Regions from separate parts of the Homo sapiens genome. Here region 1 is linked to region 2. Evidence: chromatin contacts called from ENCODE Hi-C or POLR2A ChIA-PET data. All regions are on one chromosome and are shown on one strand. The core of a region is the stretch at or near the end of the contact, and the rest is flanking DNA. Distances in the headings are between cores, read along the strand shown. Region 1 overlaps DAGLA (diacylglycerol lipase alpha). Region 2 overlaps SYT7 (synaptotagmin 7).

The links. A loop is a pair of places that touch in the nucleus more often than their neighbours do. ChIA-PET counts read pairs that join two places held with the same protein, here RNA polymerase II (POLR2A). Pooled maps may share reads with other maps.
Region 1: a map of PC-9 shows a loop between it and region 2 (12-fold over the local background). The contact joins two enhancer-like sites. A Hi-C loop is called at or near these places in 1 of 168 maps with a recorded cell type or tissue (PC-9), 1 of 37 single-sample maps with no recorded cell type and 10 of 50 pooled maps. POLR2A ChIA-PET finds 5 or more read pairs at or near these places in 2 of 52 experiments (activated B cell and activated naive CD4-positive, alpha-beta T cell).

The regions. Positions count from the first base shown.
Region 1 is chr11:61,728,533-61,734,738 of GRCh38, forward strand. DAGLA (diacylglycerol lipase alpha) reads left to right here. Exons shown (of 20, transcript NM_006133.3): 8 at 399-476; 9 at 2,785-2,909. Among named protein-coding and RNA genes, the nearest start is that of MYRF, 21 kb to the right of the region's middle. Within about 2 kb of position 4,341, at least 5 of the 41 ENCODE cell types and tissues checked have a DNase peak (open chromatin) inside an H3K27ac peak, as active enhancers do.
Region 2 is chr11:61,527,345-61,533,632 of GRCh38, forward strand. SYT7 (synaptotagmin 7) reads right to left here. Exons shown (of 13, transcript NM_001365809.2): 8 at 5,645-5,780; 9 at 571-841. Among named protein-coding and RNA genes, the nearest start is that of LRRC10B, 22 kb to the left of the region's middle. RefSeq lists an enhancer at 2,619-3,118. Within about 2 kb of position 5,022, at least 3 of the 41 ENCODE cell types and tissues checked have a DNase peak (open chromatin) inside an H3K27ac peak, as active enhancers do.

The sequences.
Region 1 (6,206 bases), core at 3,091-5,590, 200 kb after region 2:
GGCTGGCCCTCAAAGGACTTCTAACCACAGGCTTAGTGGACGTGGTGAGCTCCCGAGTCGGTCTTCTGCGTGGCCGCTCCGCCCACCCCACATCCCCACCAGCACACCAACCCCAGTTAGGGTTTCTCAGTGTCTCATACAAAATACCTTTCGCCTGCTGTGGGCCAGGAATGTCCTCAGGGGCTTGATGTTTTGGGTAGAAGGGGAGCATCTGGAAATATGGGGAAACCTCAGATTTTGGAAAAGTGGCTGAATCTTGGAAGAACTAGAAGCTGCATGCTCGTTTGGGCTTCTCGGCCTTTGGGAAGCAGGCGGACGCCAGGGCCTGGGCCCCCTTTCCCAGCCATGCAGCCGGGCCTGGGCCAGTGATTGTCCTTCTTCACCTGCCGGTCTTACAGGCAAACAATGACATCTTGGCCTTCCTGTCTGGGATGCCGGTGACCAGAAACACCAAGTACCTCGACCTCAAGAATTCAGTGAGTCAGACATCAACTCTCACCCCACCCCGTCCCCATCCCTCCCACTCTGCCACAATGACCTAAGCAAACTCCTCCCAGCTGCCCTTGCAGTGCCAGCCACATTGCCCCTGCCCGGTCTCCCCCCGGCTCTCCAGAGAGCCTCTCTGCTCAGATCATGCCCCTCACGAGAACCACCCACTTCACACCGGTTCGACAGACAAATCCCCTGAATTCCTTTACCAAGTTCAGAAGTGTCTGGTCCTGGCCTCTTGAGATGACAGAGCACTTTACCAGGGTGAGCTGCTAGCATTTTTGCTGCTGCTGCTGCTGTTAATGAAACGCAATGGGCGTAGTACTTGGTTTCCAAGCTTTTTTAGTAGTGGAACCTTTTCTCAATCGCCTTTCGTAGAAATCCAGTGTGTAATAGGGAAAGGTGGTGCCAGTAACATGGTGGGAGAACCCCAGCCCAGGGCCCAGCACACAGCCCAGGGCCCAGTACAGCCCAGGGCCCAGTACAGCCCAGGCTGAAACCACAGCTGGCAGCCGGGAGAAACAGGCCCTGCCTCAGGAAGCAAATGGCTGGAGCGTGCATCTGCTCTGATGCCTGTCGCTGCGACCTCCAGCAGGCCCCTCATCCCCTCTGAGCTGGATCCTGAATCTGTGAAATGACACTAGGCACACCTTCTACCAGAGCTGTGCTGAGAGGACACGAGCCATTCCCATCACAGTGCCAGGAAGCCTCGGTGCCAGCCAGGATGCTGATGGAAAGGATTCCGTCTCTTAGAAATCTCAGTCCTTTAGGCCACGTGTGCTGCCTTGTGCCTGCAATCCCAGCACTTTGGGAGGCCGAGGTGGGAGGATTGCTTGAGGCCAGGAGTTTGAGACCAGCCTGGGCAACATAGTGAGACCCTGTCTCTACAAAAAAAAAAAAAATTAGCCAAGCATGGTGGCACATGCCTGTGACCCCAGCTACTTGGGAGGCTGAGGTAGGAGGATTGCTTGAGCCCAGGAGATCAGGGCTGCAGTGAGCTATGATTGCCACTGCACTCCAGCTGCACTGTCCCTTAAAAAGAAGAAAAAAAAAAAACCAACACTCAGTCCTCTAGAAAAGCCTCAGTCCTCCCTGCCTGTCCCTACTCCCCACTAAAGCAGGCATTTGTATCCTCTCTAAAAATAGCCACATCCATAGTAAGTGCCCCAAACCAGCCCATTTCTGCTTGCCAGGCTCTGCCCTGGCTGTTCTCACCACCTTCTCCCTCCCACTCCTCACAGGGAGCGGGGAGGGCAGGCAGCTGTGACTCCCATCAAGTGACTCCCATCGAGGTGCCAGGGTCACACCTGCCACCTGGCAGAGGCTGCCAGGGCCCACCCCGCCCCCAGGGCTGCAGGGAGCTTCTGACAGGGAGAGGATAATTACCTCTCCACTCTCGTTCCTGAAGAGCAGCTGAGCTGGCCAGGGATGTTTCCACCCCTCCGGGCCCTGATCAAGGTGCCACCTATTTCACTTCACAAGGTGACTAACCACCCTCCTTAACTTTTACAAGGTGACTAATTCCCTCTCCCGGTGCCTGGGGCACTCGGGAAAGACTGGAAGCTGGCAGACACTTTGCTGGGGCACCCCTGCCTCTTCCTCCCTCCACCCCAGCAGCCAATAACCTCCTCAGCATCAACAGTGGCTGCTGGGCCTCAGACACACTGGCTTTCAAACTGGTGCCTTTCTCCCAAGAGATCCCAGTCTCCCACCAACGCAGCCCCTGCCCGGAGCCCTGGGAGCCTGCAGCTGGCTGAGTCAAGTTGAAGGCTCCCAATATTTGCAGTCAAAGAACCCAAGGGCCAGAGATTTGGTGATTGGTCTCCTGGCCTAGCGTGGCTGCCCTGTTGCCCAAGGCCCACACACGCCGCCCAGCTGGAGGGCTGGGGCCTCTCAGGGCTACATTTTCCCAGCATCAAGGGCCCTTCTCAGGGCTGATTGCCGAGGTGGGGGGATTACTACTCACATCCCTCAACTCTTCCCTTCTCTGGAAAACAGGCAAGGAAATGGACCAAGTGATTTTCTGTCCCCAAATCATTAATTCTGAGACTGGAGCAACAGGACAGGTCTCTGAGGATTCGTGTCCTGGTTGCATGGAGATAATTAGGGAAATGCAATTATCACCTGGAGGAGTGTCCTTCCTCCAAGGCCTGGGCCCCACACCTCAACAGGGGACCAGCAACCCCTCCCTGCCAGGGGTTGGGTCCGCAGGCTCCCACCCTGGGGAACTGCTGGGCCCTGAGGCTGTAGGCAGGAAGGGCAGGAGGTGACCGCCCTCTGCCTCCTCTCTTCTAGCAAGAGATGCTCCGCTACAAAGAGGTCTGCTACTACATGCTCTTTGCCCTGGCTGCCTACGGGTGGCCCATGTACCTGATGCGGAAGCCCGCCTGCGGCCTCTGCCAACTGGCTCGGTCCTGCTCGTGAGTACCCCTGTCCCATCCCCCAGCGATTGCACCTCTCCTCCCGGGTGGTGTGTGAGGAAGGGCTACCGGGCTGCGCCTACTGCTTTGCCCTGAATGGCTTCTTTTCTACACCTTCTCTGGGCCTCAACCTTTCTAGTTCTGTGTTATCCCTGAGCAGTGAAGTTGTAGGCTTCGGAGTCACACAGTTATGGGTTCGAATCCAGATGTTGTCACTTGCAGCCTGGGGCAAGTGGGTCCACCTCTCTGAGCCTCAGTTTCTTTATCTGCGAAGTGGAGATGTTGATACATACCTCGTGGAATTTTTTGGAGAGGGCTAGATGAGATATTGCATAACACCCACACTGCTGCCTCCCCTCCCCTTCTGGCGTTCTCTCTCTGCCCCCTCAGCCATTCCCTTCTGCCCACATCTTCCCTTCTCTCGGCTCCCCTCATGTGCTCTGCCTTTCTAGAAGAAAGGACTTTCCTAGTAGAGAGGCCCAATCCATAGAGGTCTTTGAAAAGGCACCAAGAAGGCCTGTTAGTTAAGGCTCCAACCTTCTTCATAGGATCTAGGAAAGGCCTTAGCCCCAGACCTGGCCTGCAGCCTAGCTCTGCGCTCAGCCCACCGCTTGGGGGCTGGGTGGACTCTGCATTCCTAAGTGGGCCAGAGAAGGGCGCCTGCTCCAGGAGGAACCCCTCCCTGTCCTGGGTGTCTCCGCCCTCAGCTCATGCCAGGCAGAAGGAGGACAGTTCCCTGGGCTCCCGTTCTGGAAAGGCTGGCATGCTGGGCAGCAGCTTCTTTCCTTGACACCCCTGCCCTTGGGACCCACAGCAGCCACACCCACTCTGCAGCGCCCTCCCTGTCCTCAGAAAGCTGGGTGGCTCTCGGGGCCTTATTCTCACCATCCCTCCAGCGACTGATCAGAGAGGACTAGAGCACCTCATGCCCCCTTCCCATCTTTGTCAGCTGCATGTGCCTGGCATTCTTGCCTGCATCCCTGGGAGTCCCAGCTGTGGCAGAGAACTCTTCAAAATGAGCACCAGGCTCCATTACTCACTGGTGGTGTGGGGACAGCTCTTAGAGCCTTTGTTTCCTAAACTGTAACAGGTGGTATCTGTCCTGCCTGCCCATAGGGTGTTTCAGAACCCAGGGTATCACTGGCAGGCAGGGCTCTCTGGTGCTCTGCAGACAGGAGGGGTGCTGGCATTTGTATTAGGTGCCTTAGTGTTGCAGAGAGAGCAGAGTCCCTAGACCTCATGAGGGCCCAGCCAGGCCCCTGCCTGGAAGAACCAGGTGCCTGTGGGGCAGAGAGAGGCAGGCCTGCAGCCCAGGGTGTTGGGAGGAGGCCAGAGTCCAGTGCCCCAGCCTGTCCATAACAGCCTGGCCAGAGGGAGAAGGGCTGCCCATCTGCCTCGGGCCCAGGCCTCTCCCCTGGCAGCAGTTCTCAGCCCATGCAGAGCACAGCGAGCCAGGCCTGCTTCTGGCTTGGCCCTAGCCCTGCCCTGGATGAGCCCCAGGGCCCTCCCATCCGGGGTGCTGGCCCTGCTCCCCTGACTGGTCCTCCTGGCCCACACATCACTGACTCAGAGGCAGCCCTGTCACCGGAGAAGCGAGGAGCCACTCGTTATTAAGAACCTATTATAGGCCAGACCATTTCTGCATCTTGGACCCTTGATCTCACACCAGCCTTGTGAAGTAGCTGTCACCACCTGCTCTTACAGAAGAGGAAACTGAGGCTTAGAATGGCTGAGTGACCTCCAGGCCCTTGCGGTCAGGAAGTGATACAGCAAGGGTTCAAACTCAAGCCTCCAGTCTCCAAAGGCCACACTGTTACAGCCTCATGCTCAGCTGAGGTTGGAGAGGGAACAGCTGCCGAGCACAGGAGCTCAGCCCCTAGACCCTGGCCCATCACCACTTGACCTGCAGTGTGGGGGACCATGCTCTCCCATTGTACATCGGCTTTGTCCCCCCAGCAAGCACTGTGGCTTTCTCAGCAAAGTCTCTCCCCATTGGAAAGTGTGTAATAGTCACTCAGGTGATGCTCTGAGTGAAGACAAACCTCCTAGCATCACCAGAATCCAAGCTTCTTAATAAAATCTCAGCTGTCATCCCGTGACAGCTGGCAGGCCCAGTCACGTGGGCTCCAGCGTCTGGTGCCTTAGCAGTTGGATGCTGGCTCCCTCTGGTGGCCTGAGGTGCCGCTGCACCTAGCTGGGTGCCCAGCTCCCAGGCTGCCTCATTCATTTCTGTGGGGAGGCTACTGTGTACCTGGCCCTGTTTGGGTGCTGGGGATACAGCTGTGGACCTCTCTGTGGTGCTCACTGCCCAGCGAGGAGGCGGACAGCGCATAGACAAGGCAAATAGGGCACATGGTGGAGCGGATGGGCACTTTGGACCCACATAAAGCCAGGTGCCTGGGATGGGGAGTGCTGGGGGCCTGGGGAGCCCTGGCTGTTAGATGAGGTGGCAAGAGAGACCTCACTGTGACAGGACGTTTGAACAGAGGCCCAGAGGAGCAAGGGCCAGGCCACGCTGTCTCAGGTGCTGCTGAACACGCTGGCAGCAGGTCAGAGAGACCAGAGCCAGGTGGGGTAGACAGGGCGTTGCTGTAGGGTCTTAAAAAGAAAATGATGTGGCTCAACTTATCTTAAAAGGGCCACTCTGTTGCTGAGCTGAGAGCGTAGGGGCAAGTGCAAGGAGGCCAGTCGAGGCCACCATGACAGTCCCAGGCAGAGCTGCCAGGGCAGGGGTAGGGGAGGTGAGGGAGTGCCTGGAGTCCAGCTCTGAGTCTGAAGGGAAGCCGAGTACGTGTACTGACCGAGTGGCATGGCCGTGGGGGTGAGGGCTGAGGAGCCACAGACAGTTGCAAGCCAGAGGCCAAGCCACCGAGGGGCCTTGGGAAGACCTCAGGAGGGTTGGGGTACACAAGCAGGGAAGGGGTTTGAGAGCTGGCAGGGTGTCAGGTGTCCGAGAGAGGTGCTGGCTAGGCCATTGGATGGAAGCATCTGGGTGTTGGGGCAGGCCTGGGGTGGATTCCTGAGCATGCAGATGGTGTCTAAAACACAAGACTGCATGAGTGCATGGAGGAGCCAGTGCCCCCAGAGGGACCCCAGGGCTTCAGTGTTGGGTGCATCGCTGAGTAGGCCCTGCCCGGAGGGGAGATCCCAGAGAGGAGGGGGCCCCAGCCAGGTGGGGAGAGGGAAGGGCCCACAGGGTCAGGTGCCGCCAAGAGCTCAGTTAAGAGGAAGGCTAAGAGTGGCCAGTGGATTTGGTGACGTGGGGGTCACTAGGACTTAGCAAGGGCAATTTGGTAG
Region 2 (6,288 bases), core at 3,772-6,271:
CTATTTTGTAGATGAGGAAACCAAGTCATAGGGAGGCTCAGGAACTTGCCCAAGGTCACGCAGCGAGTAAGTGGCAAGAGCTGGGATTCAAACCCAGGCAGCCTGGGCCACAGCCTGTGCACTGAACCACTATGATCTGGTGGCTCCAGAGTGCTCCAGCTCTGAGTCCTACGGGTGCCTCCCTCCCTCCCTGCCCTCCTCAGGATGAGCTCTGTGGCTGGGCTGAAACACCAGGCGGTGGCCCAGCTTCCCTCCTCGGCCTCTGGCTGTGATGCTGGCTCCATTGGGCTCCTGTGACCTGATCCCAACTAGACACAAAACGCATCAGGTTAACCGGGCCAGGACGTTGCCTGTGTGGGCGTGTGCGAGAGCACATGTGTGGATCTGTGCCTGTGCACACATGCAGGTGTGCACATAAGTGTATCTGCTTGCATGTGTGTTTGTGCATTTGTGGGCCTGCAGGTGTGTGTACACATATGTGTCTGTGCATGTGGCCACAAGTGTGGTTGGGTAGGGGGATGGTAGACAGCAAGAGGTGACCATGGCGGGGGAAGGTGGCACTAGACTCACCTTCAAAGAGGAAGGTCTCGTTCCAGTGGGGGTTCAGGTTCTTCCGCTTCACCTTGGTCTCCAGCTTGTGCTTCTTGTCGGGCAGCAGGTAGATCTTGACGAAGGGGTCGCTGGTGCCGCTGAAGTCCTTGGCCGGCAGCTCCTGGGCCTTCATGATCTTCACGGTGAGCGTGGACTCCTGGAAGTTGTAGCCGACACTGAACTGGATCCGGCCCAGGTTCTCTCGGCTGCAACCCTCGTGGGCCTCATCCTCCTCGGAGCCTGGGGAGAGCTGGGGGTGGGGGAGAGGCCGGCAGGGTTTGGGGAGGATTCTGCTTCCCCCATGTCCCCACCGCTGGCTAGCACGGGTGAGAGGCCAGAGGCGGTGGCCCAGCCCACACTCACATCCCACGGACGCTGCTCAGGCTCAGAGGGCAGGTGCCTTGACCAGGGTCTCCCAGGAGGGGAGGGGAAGGGGGAGGGCAGAGCCGAGACAGCCCTGTCTCCTGAACCTCAGAGTGGTATGCACGACACTCACTTCCCAGGCTCTCCTCGCAGCCCTGGGTCTGCTGCCTGCCCCAAGCTCCAGCTCAGCTGCCTCGCCTTCCTGGCTGCAGCTTCCCTGGCGCGTGCTGGGGTTCCTGAGCCCCCCAGACCTCCCTGCCTTCTTGTGACACGGTAGGGCCAACTGTGGGAGGCACCGACACAAACCTGGGCTACACAGCAGATGAGGGAGGCTGTTCACATCACAAAAGAGTTTACCGCAACAATTCTTTGGAAAGTGACTCTCTAGGGTGCGGAGAATGGTGTGATTTACAAAATGAGAGAGGCAAGTTTTCAGGAGCAACGTCTGTTTGTGTAAGGCAGAATCACTAGGGACAAGAAAATTGCAGACTCCCCAGGCCCCGTCCCCAAGCAGTTTGACGATGGGGCTGGTGTGGGCCTGGGCATCAGTGCTGTGTAAAAGGCGCCTCAGATGACTGTACCGTCCATGGGGGCTGAGGACTGCTGGGAGGGAGGGCGCATGGCCTGACCCAGCAACAGACAGTCACACAGAGGCAGGGTGAGCATCTCATCCCGTTCTGACATTGAACCACAGGAAGCAGCTGGGAGGAGGGTCTCCCAGCCACGTGTCTGAACCTGTGAGCACACCAGTAGTACCTAGGAGGTTTTAGAACCCTACCCACCCCCCAGCCGCCTGAGCCCCAGACCACTGACCACAACAGACCCAGTTAGGGGGCTGTATGGCTCAGGTACCCTGGCTCGAAAATCTCCCGTGATGACTGGATGAGGGACAGAAGTAGGACCCTGGGTACCACAGTTAAGAAAAACTGCAGGCATCTCTTCTCTCCCCAACTTCCCCTGTAGAAACCTGCTTTGTGCCCTTTCCTTCATCCTGGAGAGGCAGCCCTAGGCTCTGAAAGACTAAATAATACAGATAATAATAATGCATCAAGTGGGCTCTTACCATGACCAGCGACTCTCGCATCGCCGTCTCCTTACTGAATCCTGACAATAGCCAGGCGAGGCAGGTGTCACCACCCTCTAGCTGAAGAGACTGGTTCAGAGAGGTGAAGTCACATGGCCAAGGCTGACGGCAGTAGGAACCCTCTCTGACTCAAAATCCTGCTCTTTCCACTAAAGCAGGCCCACACCCCAGGGCAACACTGAGGTTTCCCCTCAAGCCGGCAAAGACCCACAGACACCGTGCCAGGTGAAAAGCGTCGGAATCACCCTCATGATAGTTTTTTGTTTTTTTGAGCCAGGGTCTCGCTCTGTTGCCAAGGCTGGAGTGCAGTGGTGCAATCCTGGCTCACTGCCACCTCCACCTCCCAAGGTCAAGCGATTTTCATGCCTCAGCCTCCTGAGTAGCTGGGACCACAGGGGCGTGCCACTACGCCTGGCTGATTTTTGTACTTTTAGTAGAGGCAGGGTTTTGCCACGTTGGTCAGGCGAGTCTCTAATTCCTGGCCACAAGTGATATGCCCGCCTCAGCTTCCCAAAGTGCGGAGATTACAGGCATGAGCCACACACCCGGCCTCACACTCACAGCAGTAACTATCTTAGACTGGCTGGCCGCCCACCTCACCAGACCCTGCCCTGTGCCCTGTGCCTTGTCCTCACTGACCTCTTACAACATCCCAATGAGGCAAGCACTCCCGCTGGAACACGTGGAACACAGCTGGAACAGTTTCCCGGTGTTCCAACTGTGGCTGCGAGCACAGACAGGTTAGGTCACTTGCCTCAAGTCACCTGCGATTGAATGGCCAGTGGGAATGGAACCCAGTTTATCGGCCAGGAATCCTGAGTGCCCTTCCACCTGCGCCTTGCTCTTGCCCTCAGATCTACAGTCTGAGGCTTTACCCCGGTCCTGCCTAGTTGGGGGCACCGAGCTGCCTTACAGCAGAAGATGTTCCCTCCAGCCCCCACCCCTTGGCCGATCCAGACAAACCTGCAAGCGCCACCGCAGGCCCATTGAGAATGTGGCTTTCCTGCCCACAGCCTGCTTTTTCCCGACGCTCTTTTCCCTGCTCATGCCAGCCCCACACCCTTTGACCCTGTTTTTACATCTGCAGAGTGGGGACCATGAGACCTACTTTGCGGGGTCCTGGGAGAGCTAGAAGGGGTTCCTTCTAGAGTTCTGCCCCGCGACCTGACCCACTGGCAGAGGGATCGAGCACCTGGGGCATAGCATGGGTAGACAGTGCCAGCAAAGATCACTCGCCCTCCCCCTTGCTTCTGAAGTTGGGGTGGAGTTGCTGGTGACTGAAGCCCAGCTGGCCTCAGCCCCACCTGAGGTCCCTCTGGTCCCTTGGCTCCTGGCTGCCAAACAGTGTGGTCTTGGGAAGGCCTGGGCTGGCCAGGTAGGTTTCACCTGGGAAAGGGGTGGCAGCTCTATGCCCACTCCCAGCCTTCTTAAGCCACAACCCTGAGCCCTACTTACTCAGCTGGGACAGAGCCATCTCTGTGGCAGCCAGGTTGGCCACCCCATCACAGTCAGGGAAGGTGCTTCCTGAGCGCTTGCACCAGCAGAAGTCAGCCTCGAAAAGCAGCAAGCCACCCCTATACCAGGGCAGGAGGTGCCCAGAAGCAGGTGTGGCCTCGCCTCTTCTCAGACACCTCTGCCCCTCAGCTCCTTCTTTGGCCAGCTCTGGGTGCTTAACTCTTGTCTCTTGACCCCCAGATTCCACAGCCCAGGGTCCAGAGACCAGGACAGGCTGAGGTCACAGTGGGCTGATTCTGCCCTGCTTATCTTATCATGGCTGTTAACATCAACGACCTAGCATTGGCACAGAGCTGTGCAATTAGACTCTGCCCTCCCACCTCTGAGCATCCTCCCAGCACAGGAGAGGGAGATGAGGCCTGCCCTTCCTTCCGCTGGCTGCAGCTGTCGGCCCTTCCCTGGGGGCAGCAAGGGGCAGGCAAGCTGGCTGGGAAGGGGCTGTCCCTTCTGGGAACCTGGCTGCCAGGAAGCTGTAACCAATTAAGGGGCTGTGCAGGGAGGCAGGGTGGGCTGTGGCAATGGCCCATCCAGAAGAGAAGACAGCTGGGGCCAGTCTTCCTGGGGGGGGGAAGATGGAAGGAGGGCAGTGGAGGGCCAGACACACAGGGGCCTGGTGGGCAGGGAGAAGGGGAGAGGTGGGGAGGCCCAAGGTGACCAGATCTAGGATGTGGAAAATCTGATGCTCTAATGTGGATTCAAGAAAACCACAGGATAGACCGGGCGCAGTGGCTCATGCCTGTAATCACAGCACTTTGGGAGGCCGAGGCAGGTGGATCACTTGAGGCTAAGAGTTTGAGACTGGCCTGGCCAACATGGTGAAACCCCGTCTCTACTAAAAATAGAAAAATTAGCCGGGCGTGGTGGTGTACTACTGTAATCCCAGCTACTCGGGAGGCTGAGGGAGGAGAATCACTTGAGCTCGGGAGGCAGATGTTGCAGTGAGTTGAGATTGTGCCACTGCACTCCAGCCTGGGGGACAGAGTGATTCTGTCTCAAAAAAAAAAAAAAAAAAAAAAAAGCAGGCTCTTAGGCCCCACCGAAGGCCCATTGACCAGGAATCTGCATTTTACCAAGGTTCCCGGCTGATTCCTGTGCACGTAGCAATTTGAGAAACGCCAGGCTAGAAGGGGCAGTGGGGATGGATGGTTAGAGCTGGCTGGAACCCTACATGGCAGAAGGGTGGGGGCTCTGGTGCCAGGGCAGTAGGGGAGGGCTGGGAGCTCCCAAGCCTACTTCTTTCTCTCTACAGAAGGGAGGGGTTGAATCCAAGGAGATGAAGTGTCCCAGGTCAAGTCCAGTAGGAACAGAGCAGGTGCTGGGTTCCCAGCCTCATCGCCTCTTCAAGCCTTCCTGAGACTTCTGAGCTAATCCCCAGTTTTCTCCCTCCAGGGCCTCTTTGGAAAGTACAGGTGGGGCAAGTGGCTGTGACTCACTGCTGCCCCCCTGGGGGCACCATGGGAACCACAACCTCTGTCTGGGCCAAACAACCTAGAACTAGGATCCCACAGGGTTGGTGGCATCTGGTGGGGCGTGGGTGTGGACAGGAGCCCCCATCACAGCTGTCCCCTCAGAGGAGCCGGGACCAGTGGATTCCTGCTCTCCTGTTCTCAGGGGCCACCAGCCATGGGAATGGGGCAGGTCACTGGGCTAGGCATTCTACCCCAGACCTCCAATTAAGGGGACATCACTCTCAGGAGGGGACATCTTCTGCCCTGAGTCCTCTGCCCACCAGCCTTTCCCTCTAGGATCCTGAAAGTATCTTGCATGAGTGGGTTTTCTTTGGCCCCTTCTCAATCCACAAAGGGATCCAAGCAGGATGGGTATTCTTATTTTCACTTGTCAAAGGAAGAAACTGAGACATGGAGAAGATATTTTGGTGAAAGAGCTGGGAAGCAAACCCAGGCCTTGGACGCTCAGTCACCAAGCGCCGAGTGGCCACCATGCTGGGCCTGGCTCTCCAGGCTGCTTCTGACCCAGTTCCCTGCCTGGCCACTCCCATGCTGTTAATCATTCCCACACACATCCCTCTTCTTCCTGCCCCTGGCCTCCCAGCCCAGTTCCTTGGAGCAGCGCAGGCTCCCTCATTCTCACCATGAGCATCTCGCTGGTGAGGGAGTTGACGAGGTCTGAGACGGAGGAACGTGGCTCGGTCCGGCGGTCGGACTCATCGTGGGGTGTCTGGCCTGGCACGGGGGCTGTGTTCACCGCCTTCCCTCCTGCAGGCAACCTGAGGGCAGGGGAGTCCAAATGAGATTGGGCTGGGAAGTGAGCTGCGTTGGGCACCCCGGCCTGGGGGGTGGCAGGACCTTCTCTGAAGACCCCAGCAGCTGCCATGCCCGGCGGGCCGGCAGGAGCGGTACTCCAGTCCACGTGGACACCTGGTTTTCCCTGGAGACCCATGCCCGGGGCCCATTCTCCTTGCAGCCTCTACCCCAGGCGACTGTGGCTTAACTACTCCTATAGGGGATATTTTGGGGGGTGTCCCCATTCTTCCTGTTCCCCAGAAACCCCCCACCCTCCAGTCATTGGCTTGCATAGTCGGTCTCTGAGGTGGCCACTGCCCCCAGTCCTCAGAGGCTTGTTCTATCCCATCCGCCCCCAGCCTGGAAGGGGGAGGCTCCACCGTGGTGTGGTGTGTCCAGGTGCCTCTCCGCGTCATTACCCTCTGCAAACACGCCCAGAATGTCTGTTTCCCAGATGCCCCACCTGTGTTTGCTTGGGCTCATCAAGAGTTC